Regions from separate parts of the Mus musculus genome. Here region 2 is linked to region 1. A link is a loop called in an ENCODE intact Hi-C map of the cell type or tissue named here. Cell type or tissue: gastrocnemius. All regions are shown on one strand. Links, peaks and the distances in the headings refer to the core of each region. The heading gives the core; the rest is flanking DNA. Region 1 overlaps Hmcn1 (hemicentin 1). Region 2 overlaps Hmcn1 (hemicentin 1).

Region 1 (4,401 bases), core at 264-4,263:
TGATCTGACTCTGAGGCTTGGGATCTTTCCTCTGAATCACACTCAAGTAGATTCCTGCCCTCCAACGATAATTTCTAAATGTTTAGTTGTTGTGGAAACAAAATAATTCCTAATTGATTACACTGTGGGGTTAGTTCTTTGTTTTGGAGTCTAGATGCTTCTTGGTCCCCCTCCAAGTATTTTTTTTAAACCACTGGTTGCATATAGAAGGAAACTTTGAGAGCAGCAATGGTTGCATGCTATTAAACAAGGACTGGACTTCCTAAACTGTAAAACCACAAAGCCCGACATAACACAACCAATATGCTGTTTGGTTCTGTCCCCTAAGCAACTGACCAAACACTTCTATAAATCTGCCTGCCAATGAACTTGACAAAGATTAAGAATGTTGATACATCTTCTACCTAAAAATAAATAGGTAAATGTTGAATACATACAACATAAAGAACAAACATGGGAATCCAAGTTACAGTTCTAAGATCAGAAATGCTTTGCTTCAGGCACAATTAATTGTAATTTCATATATGGCTGAACTGGATATATGTAGGAAAAGTCCAGACACACTGAGTATTTCAAACAGAGATAGAAATGAGCAATTGCTACCACACTTTCCTTGGCATTCAAAACCAAACTAGCCCTGCACACAAACACACACACACACACACACACAAACAAACACACATACACACACACCCTTCACTCAGATAAGGTCTTATTAAAATGTTATAGATAATCTCTCAAGATAGCACTGAAACAAGTCGGAACAGTAAGAGCATTGTATTCAAACCAAGACCTGTGCATTTATTCCTGTCACGCGTTATTGGTGGTATAGATTTGGAGACGTTACTTCACTCTCATGCCTGTAGCACCTGTCCCTCGGTGTGAGAAGACCCTGCAGGTCGCCCTCCTCATATATTGTATGGCTAATACCTATGCAAAATTTGTTTCATAGTTCCTAACATATGCAAATTATATTCCTTTTCTGTCACATTAAGTCTTCATAGAACAGTGGTAAGGAAACGAGCAGTTGTTCTTAAGGGTGAACTGTCCCCTTGTAGTTAGCCTTACGTATCAGCCCCCCATGTGTTTCTTCTGTCTTTAGACAAGAAGTTGCAAGAGTTAACTTGAGAGTATGTTAGAACCTTTTCTGTTCTACTTCAATGCTTTGACAAAGACCTCTGGTGTAATAAAAACATTGGAAGACAAAGTCTCCACCTCTCTGGAATAAAGAAAATGTGAATATTGGTCCTGACTTTCCCATGTTCTAGCCTCAAGAAGTTATTGGTATTTTGGTGTCCGTTTGCCTTTATTTGCAGTAATCAGACAGAATATGGAGAAGCAAAAGAGAAAAAGCATATAAAACAGCATATGTAATGGGCTTTCCCCTCAAACGTCCACGTATCTTTCCAGCTCTGCTTGTGGTTATGGCCCCTGTATGTCCTTTCACTCCCAGGGCTGAGCCAGAGCCTCACCTACAATTAGAATTGATACACAAGTATTAATTGCCTCCAACTAAGAGACACCATGCAGCCTCTGAGTCCTCTCTATTAGAAAAGACCTTTCTGGACTTGTTTGGAGGAATAATTCAGCTCTAACCTAAAGTCCAATTTCTAGGGCACATGTGCTATTTATAACATCACAACATCAGTTATGTCTCCCAGCAAACACTGGATAGATCTCTATGGACAGATTCTGTTTATAAGAAAGATATTCTGCCCCAATCTCCCATAGGAGATTAATATATTTTATATGCTATTAATTCCAAGGTGCTGAGATATATTTAGAAGAAATAAAAATATAGAAATAGTAGCAGAGTTCGAGCATTAAAAATAAAACAACACACTAGACTGTACTATAAACTTAGGTAATTTAATTACTATGTCTACAAGTCTGGATTGTTTCAGTTTGGATTCAACACTGCTTCTTGCTTACATTTTAACTCTAAGTCAGAAACAGAAAGAAATGAGGAAGGACACATAAGTCCTTTGGGTGGTTTATTTTTCCAGAACAGGATATTTTATTTCAGTTGTATCTTCTGGCATTCAGTCATATGAACAGCTCAATGGAGTGCATTTGGATGTCATGAAAAGCACAAAGCCAAGAGATGGGCCCCTGGGAGTTTTGTGACCAACTGGTCATAAAAATAAGAATCCTTGTCAGAAAACTGTAGAAACTTCAACTCCAAGGCAACGTCAAAATTGCAGTCAATTGACAAAATCAGAACAATGAAAAAAAATCTCGATAAATATTTATGATTTGGGACTATGGAATCCACCCTAAATATCATTTACAAGTGTCTTGAATTCCACTCTGACACTTGTCTTCTCTGTTTGCCTTGGACATGACAAGAAGATTATGAAAATGTCAGTATATTGACCTAAAGTTGTGTTAGTACTGATGGGAAAATAACTTTTTTCCATAATATAGTGTCTCTGAAGATGAGAATGCTTGCTTCCAAAATAATCATATCTAATCAAATTTTTTTTTTTTACCTAAAGTGAAAAGTCTGGAGCTGAAGAGATGACTCAGTGGTCAACAATATGTACTGTTCTTAAAGGACACCCAAGTTCAGTTCCCAGCACCCACCTTGGAGGGTTCTCAGCAACCAGCTCTAGGGCCTCCAGTACTCTCTTCTGGCCTCATCAGGCACACACACTATTGTGCACATACCAAATACATGGACACACACATACATGTTGAAGCTGGTCTTTGTTACTTTGTGGGTTCTTCATTTTCCGACCCTTTTTCCTCACAGTTTCACCCCCTAAGACTAGATAGGAGAAAAAGAAGGATAGAGGGGAGATACACAGAAAGAGAGAGAGAAAGAGAGAGAGAGAGAGAGAGAGAGAGAGAGAGAGAGAGAGAGAGAGAGAGATCACTTAATCTAACTTCTTTCCTTTTGCTTCTTCTCTGACCACAGCTACTAACAACCATCTTCCCTAGATGACCAGCAACTACCCACCTCTCAGGGCCCTAGCATTTATATACCCTCTGAGAATTCCCAGAATTCCAAATGTCACACGTTGCATCAATTATCTGCAGCTGACAAAACCACGATTCTGCTAGAGTCCAAGGTAAATCATGGTTAGCTGCTTTGAACAGTCCAAAGTAGCCGCACAACCCCAAATCTGGGATTAAGATGAAAGCATATTCTTATAACATTTCTGTGTTCTTTTTAAATAAACCAAAATCTCAGAATCCTCAAAATTGTCACTACACATTTAATTTAAAGTAAATTCTAAAAATATTTTAATGTTGAAAATTTTTGCTATAAGTGTTGGTCCAGGTGTATAATTTTTCAGTAAAGTTTAGAATGATGTTAAGGCCTTAAGAAAAGCCTGCTATATCTTATGGTGCAATGTGCAGAAAAAAAGTGAATATAAAATAAAACATCCCAGAAAATGACCACTTGGCATAAGAGATGGATGATAAGGGAGGGGCAAGAGAAATACAGTAGTAGTAGTAGTAGTAGTAGTAGTAGTAGTAGTAGTAGTAGTAGTTAGTAGTAGTAGTCGTAGTAGTAGTAGTAGTAGCAGCAGCAGTAGTACATTTTTAGCGGTAAGATTTTAGAAATCTGCTCATTAAGGTTAGTTCCTTCCACTTTTATAAAATTTCCTAGTGTTCTATGTAAGGATAGATTGCTTCCATTAACCCATAAAAATTATTAAATTTGAAGTATTATTATGGCTTCCTTTTAAAATCTGCATATTTCATGATATTAAGCCATATACTGTGTTCTCAGCAAGAAAATTGTTTTTTTTTCTTTTTGATGCATTAATATCATGCCACTGAATCTCCCTGAGATGAGTGTATAATGACCCACAGAAGTTGTCTTAAACACTTGACCCTTTAGTCCAAGTCACTTACAGACAGCAAGAATTCACTCTTGGATAACAAACTCAGTCACATATATAAATGTAACTATGTGAAAGAAAATTGGTTCTTTCCCCCAGGATATTGCCAAAGATCTCTGACTAGTGAGAGGATGCTCATCCACAGTAGAAAGTCCAATACTCAGGGCACTGACTGTCTAGGTGGGAACTATACAGTGAGATCTAGAATGCCCCCCAAAACCATTGGCTTGATCTCCACTGGAGTCCTATTGGGAAATGATGGGACCCTTAGGAAGCTATGCATAGACTAGTAGAAAGTCTTTAAATGGCTGGGACTTAATCTCGAAGAATACAGTAGGACTCCTTTTCTTGCTTCTCTTTGGTATGCCAGCCAGCCATGAGTGAGGAGTCCTGCCCTGTGATGTATTCCTGCTTCCTACCAACCCACAGCGATGAAGCCACACCATCACGAACTGGAATCTCTAGGTCTCACTCTTTTCTAAACTGATTGGAAGGGGAATAACAACCCAGTCTCTCTATATTTAGACCTTCTACTTCTGTAGCTGAA
Region 2 (4,401 bases), core at 182-4,181, 130 kb before region 1:
CGTTTGCATGTCTAACAGCTACTGACCCGTATTAAAAGGTTTGTTTGTTTGCTTGTTTGTTTGTTTAAAAAAAATCATTTTAGCCCAGTGTAAAACTTTACAAAACTCAAATGTCATATTTCCTAAGTTGGGGAGAACTAATTAAAACAATACTTAAAAATAACAGCTTCATAAAAATTTTTGAGAAAGAATTACCAGATTATAAGTTTGGGTTTTACATGTATGCAGTAATGCGCTGGCATGTGTTACAACTGGAAAAGAAAACACTTACATAATGAAATCTAAAACTGGGGATGTGACTCAAAGAAACCACTAGGAGCTAAGAAAACATGAAAGGTCAGGTGAGGAACCCAAGAGACCAAGGGAAAGACCTACATTTAATCAAGCCATCCAATTGATCTATGTTGTTGAAAATATAGCTGATTTATTGTGTTCCTAAATCTACTTTTCATTGTGGGTGATACATGTTGTAAGTATGTTAAATAATCTATGAGAGTCTCATGAACAAGGCTATATGAAAAACTGGAAAATAAATAGCACTGAATTCCTAAAACTGATTTCTACTCTATTGTACAACTGTAAAGTGGATTTTGCAGAAGTTTCTCCTTCTTCTAAACAACTGTATTGGCCATAGAGAACACTAACTTCAAAACATTACATAATGACTACCATTGATTAGCTGTATCCCAGTCTGACAAACATTTATCTACCTTCTGATTTAGGTCATTCGGTTTCTTCAAAACATGTTGACATTGTTCTAAAATGAATTACTTCCATTTCTGATTAGCAGAGCAATCCCCCTGGTGTTGGCGACGACTTGTATGCATGAAGCTCTTTACAACAAAATGACATAATCTCAGTAGGAATGATTTATAAGCTCACTCCCTGAACTTGCCATTATTTTGGAGCTAGGAGAAATGGCAGGGGAATATATTTCAATATTTCCAGAGTTCTCTGTTGCTAACTAGTGAAGTTCTGTAAGTGGCCAAGGATTCCTTCCAAGGAACCAAGGACGACAACCGAAAAACAATCAATCAACCAAACAAACCAAACAAGCAATGGCAACAAAATCAGAAATCAGTTGTCTGGAGAAAGAAGTTGGTCCCCTGAAATCTCAAGTTAAACAACACCAGGCTTGCACGACACACGACACACCTGTAGTTCTAGTACCCTGGTGGCAGAGGCAGGAAAGTTCAAAGTTTCAAGTCAGTGTGAGCTATACAGCAAGACACTATATTAAAACAAACCAACCAACAAACAAAACCAAAAAGTGAACTTTCCAAGTGGTACTTCATCAAAGTACCTGGTTATACTGGAAATACAAAGACCTGGTGATAACCTCTGCCCAATGGAAATTACTTCATAAAATGGTAATGATTCAAGAGAATTTGAGTCATAGTTTCTTAATGCGACAGTTGAAGTAAGCTTCCTGAAACCTCTTTACTGTTTTTGCCTTCATTCTTTCCACAAAGAGTAGCATCCACTCTATCTAATATGGTAGCCAAAACATTCCCAACACCACCAACTCCCTCACAAACTCATGACCTCTCTCTTTAATTATTACCCTTACAGATATATCCATATAAATATATAAATACAACTTAATGAGTCCATTTAGTTGCTTGCATGTGCATGCTTTTAGGGCTGACCACTTAGTATTGGGTAAGCAACTATGGGTTCATTTCTGGAGGGAAGACTAATTTGCCCAGATACAGGCAGAAGTATTAATCTCAGAGGAATGACAGCTAATCTGTAGATTTATCAGTAGGTGGCGCACTGGCAACAAACCACAGAGGGAAGGAGCTAGACAAAAATCAAAATCCACCTTGACAGATAGATGTTGAATTTGCCAAAAATAGAAATTTAAAAAAAAAAAAAAAGAAAACGCCCAAATGCCAATGTGATTGTGAAATTCAGCTATCAAGAGAAGGGTGAGAGCCCAGCAGCTGAATCAGACAGATGCAGACACTACAGCCAAACAGTGGATGAAGCTTGGGGGTTCGTATGGAAGGATAGAAGGAAGAATTGTGGGTCCAGAAGGGAATAGGAACTCCACAGGAAGAGACCAACAGAGTCATCTAACCTGGACCCTTGGGGCTCTTAGAGGTTGAACCAAAAACTGAAGAACATATACAGGCTGGACCGAGGCCTCCCTGCACATATGTAGCAGATGTGCAGCTTGGTTTTCATGTGGGTCCTGAACTGGAGCAGGGGCTATCCCAAAGCTGTTACCTGTCTGTGGGATATGTTCTTCTAGCTGGACTGCCTTGGCTGTCCTCAGTGGCAGAGAATGTGCCAAGCCTCACAGAGACTTAATGTGCCAGGGTCAGGGGGATGGCTAGGAGGGGTCCCACCCTCTCAAGGAAGAAGAGCAGGGAGGGGGAAAATAATTGTGGGAAGAGATTACAGGAAGGGGGCAGTGAGCTAGATGTAAAATGAATGAATGAATGAATGAATGAATACATAAATAATGTTTTAAAAAGAGAGACGTGCAACAGTTTCAGAGACATTCAGTGATAAAGTAAGGCTAGATTCCATGTTAATCATAGAATCTTAATGGCAAAAACTACAAATTATAAAAAAAAAATCTAACTTTTATATTATCCTGTGCTATAATATATTTTGTTTATGGCTTCAATATTCATTTTAACTGAGTCTTTGCAATTATTTGCATGTTAATGTTTCCACTTAATACTATTTTTTCATAACCAAAAAAAATTCACTCATTTATTTAGGCATTGTTTGGGACTAATCACTTAAAATATGTCAAGACAAAAAAAAAACTATGATGAATAAGGGGGATTTAATTTTAAGAAAATTTGCTCTCACTTGTAAAGTTGTCAAAGAAAACTATCAATGATCATTACCAGGTCCTTTCTTTAGTGATGGTTTTACAGCAATTTCTCTAAATCACGGAATTTCCAAATAAGACGGAAAAGCCAAAGTTGAGATTTATATTTTCATTTGGCTTTTAAACAGCAGCAAGAGAAAATGCACATTATTGTTTTATGACATACTTGGGGACTGAGGCTTTTTACAAAGCTGTCCAAGTGTCTCTGGAACTTCTCTTGGGGACATTCTGAACTATCAAGTCAGTCAGTACATGAAAGTGGATCACTTCCTAGAGGCACAGAAGCGTCATCGAACCAAACACAACTCCCTAGGACTTTTGAAGGAACTGTTAGAATCTAACAACCAATTTTGTTGGTGGCCAAATTCATTTGCTCCCTTGCTTACTGTATGAGGGCAGCAGCCACCGGGCAGCAGAAGTCACAACCTCCCATGCTCTCATCACATCTCTCCTTCCCTTCCTTTATCACAACTACGACTTTCACCCTGCCTTTCTATTTTCATATAGCAGACCATGCCTGGAACTTTTTCCTTCCTTCTGCAGCTTATACCTGACAGCCCTGCTCAGCTGCTTTTCCCTGGTAGGTGCCTTGTCATTTTAGGGAGGCAATGCCAGAAACTCAAACCTAAGTGATTCCTCCCATTCTGTAAGAAGAGGGCTACTGCTGGCTGGAGGGAGCAAAGGCAGGTTGGTCTCTGTGAGTTTAAGCCAGCCAGGTTTAGGGAGCAAGACCCTGTCTCCAAAATGAGTAAATAGATTAACTAATTAAGCCAATGAATAAGGCTACAGGGGATGGCGGTGGGGAGGGGGGTGAAACCATGCCACCTTGAGGATGGCTTCTGGGTTGCACTGGCCACACCTCCCTTTTCTTAGTGCATCCTTCCTCAACCCACTCTTCCTTGACCAGGTGCTCTTCTCCACTTGGAAAGGCTTTCTGACCACCTAGTAAAGGCTGACTTACTTTTCATGGAATTCCACAGGCATCAACTTCCAAAAGAAGCCCTTCTAATTCTATGCAGCATTCCAGGGCAGAATTAAATGCTTTAGGATGCCTTGATGTAGTTAGTTCACATGTTATAAATTACATTATGACCATTAGTTTGCTGCTGTGTTTGCTTGTTTTGTTTTGTTTGCTTGTTTTGTTTTCATTGTTTTAGGTGCCGAGAATGGAGCAAGAAAGGAGGCCAGGAGCATCCTGTCATGTGATCTACATCCCAGTATCCCACCATCTTGCATTCCATTTTGGTTGAAAAGGATGCTGCTTACTTCCATTATATATTAACAGCAAGGGGTATATCGTCAGATAGCTAATTCTTGATGCACAAATTTATGAATAACTTTATAAACATATAAGCAGATAACCAAATAAAAACTGTCACTAACTCAATCCAAGGTGAACAGTAGCCCCTTCTCAAGCTAGGCTAGAGAAGCTCACAGAACTCGGAGATCCAACTTGCATGCTGACACACAGGTGCCCAGGCATCTAGAGGCTCAGGAGCCTCTCTTAAGCCAGCTGCTCAGTTATCTCCCATTAATAAAATAGAAAATGC

What was found. Hi-C counts contacts between places; a loop is a spot of excess contacts. Peaks named below come from ENCODE experiments on the same cell type or tissue, not always from the same donor. Only the 100,000 strongest peaks of a DNase experiment are listed, where the experiment ranks them.
Region 2: it touches region 1 in a loop (3-fold over the local background); 11 of 42 quality-filtered maps call a loop at or near these places.

What each region holds. Positions count from the first base shown.
Region 1 is chr1:150,907,735-150,912,135 of GRCm38, forward strand. All of the region lies in intron 1 of Hmcn1 (hemicentin 1), which reads right to left. Among named protein-coding and RNA genes, the nearest start is that of Hmcn1, 84 kb to the right of the region's middle. In gastrocnemius, for the core only: no CTCF peak of the experiment used is centred there; a DNase peak (open chromatin) is centred at 2,102.
Region 2 is chr1:150,778,344-150,782,744 of GRCm38, forward strand. All of the region lies in intron 11 of Hmcn1 (hemicentin 1), which reads right to left. Among named protein-coding and RNA genes, the nearest start is that of Hmcn1, 210 kb to the right of the region's middle. In gastrocnemius, for the core only: a CTCF peak has its summit at 1,761 (motif pointing right); a DNase peak (open chromatin) is centred at 1,796.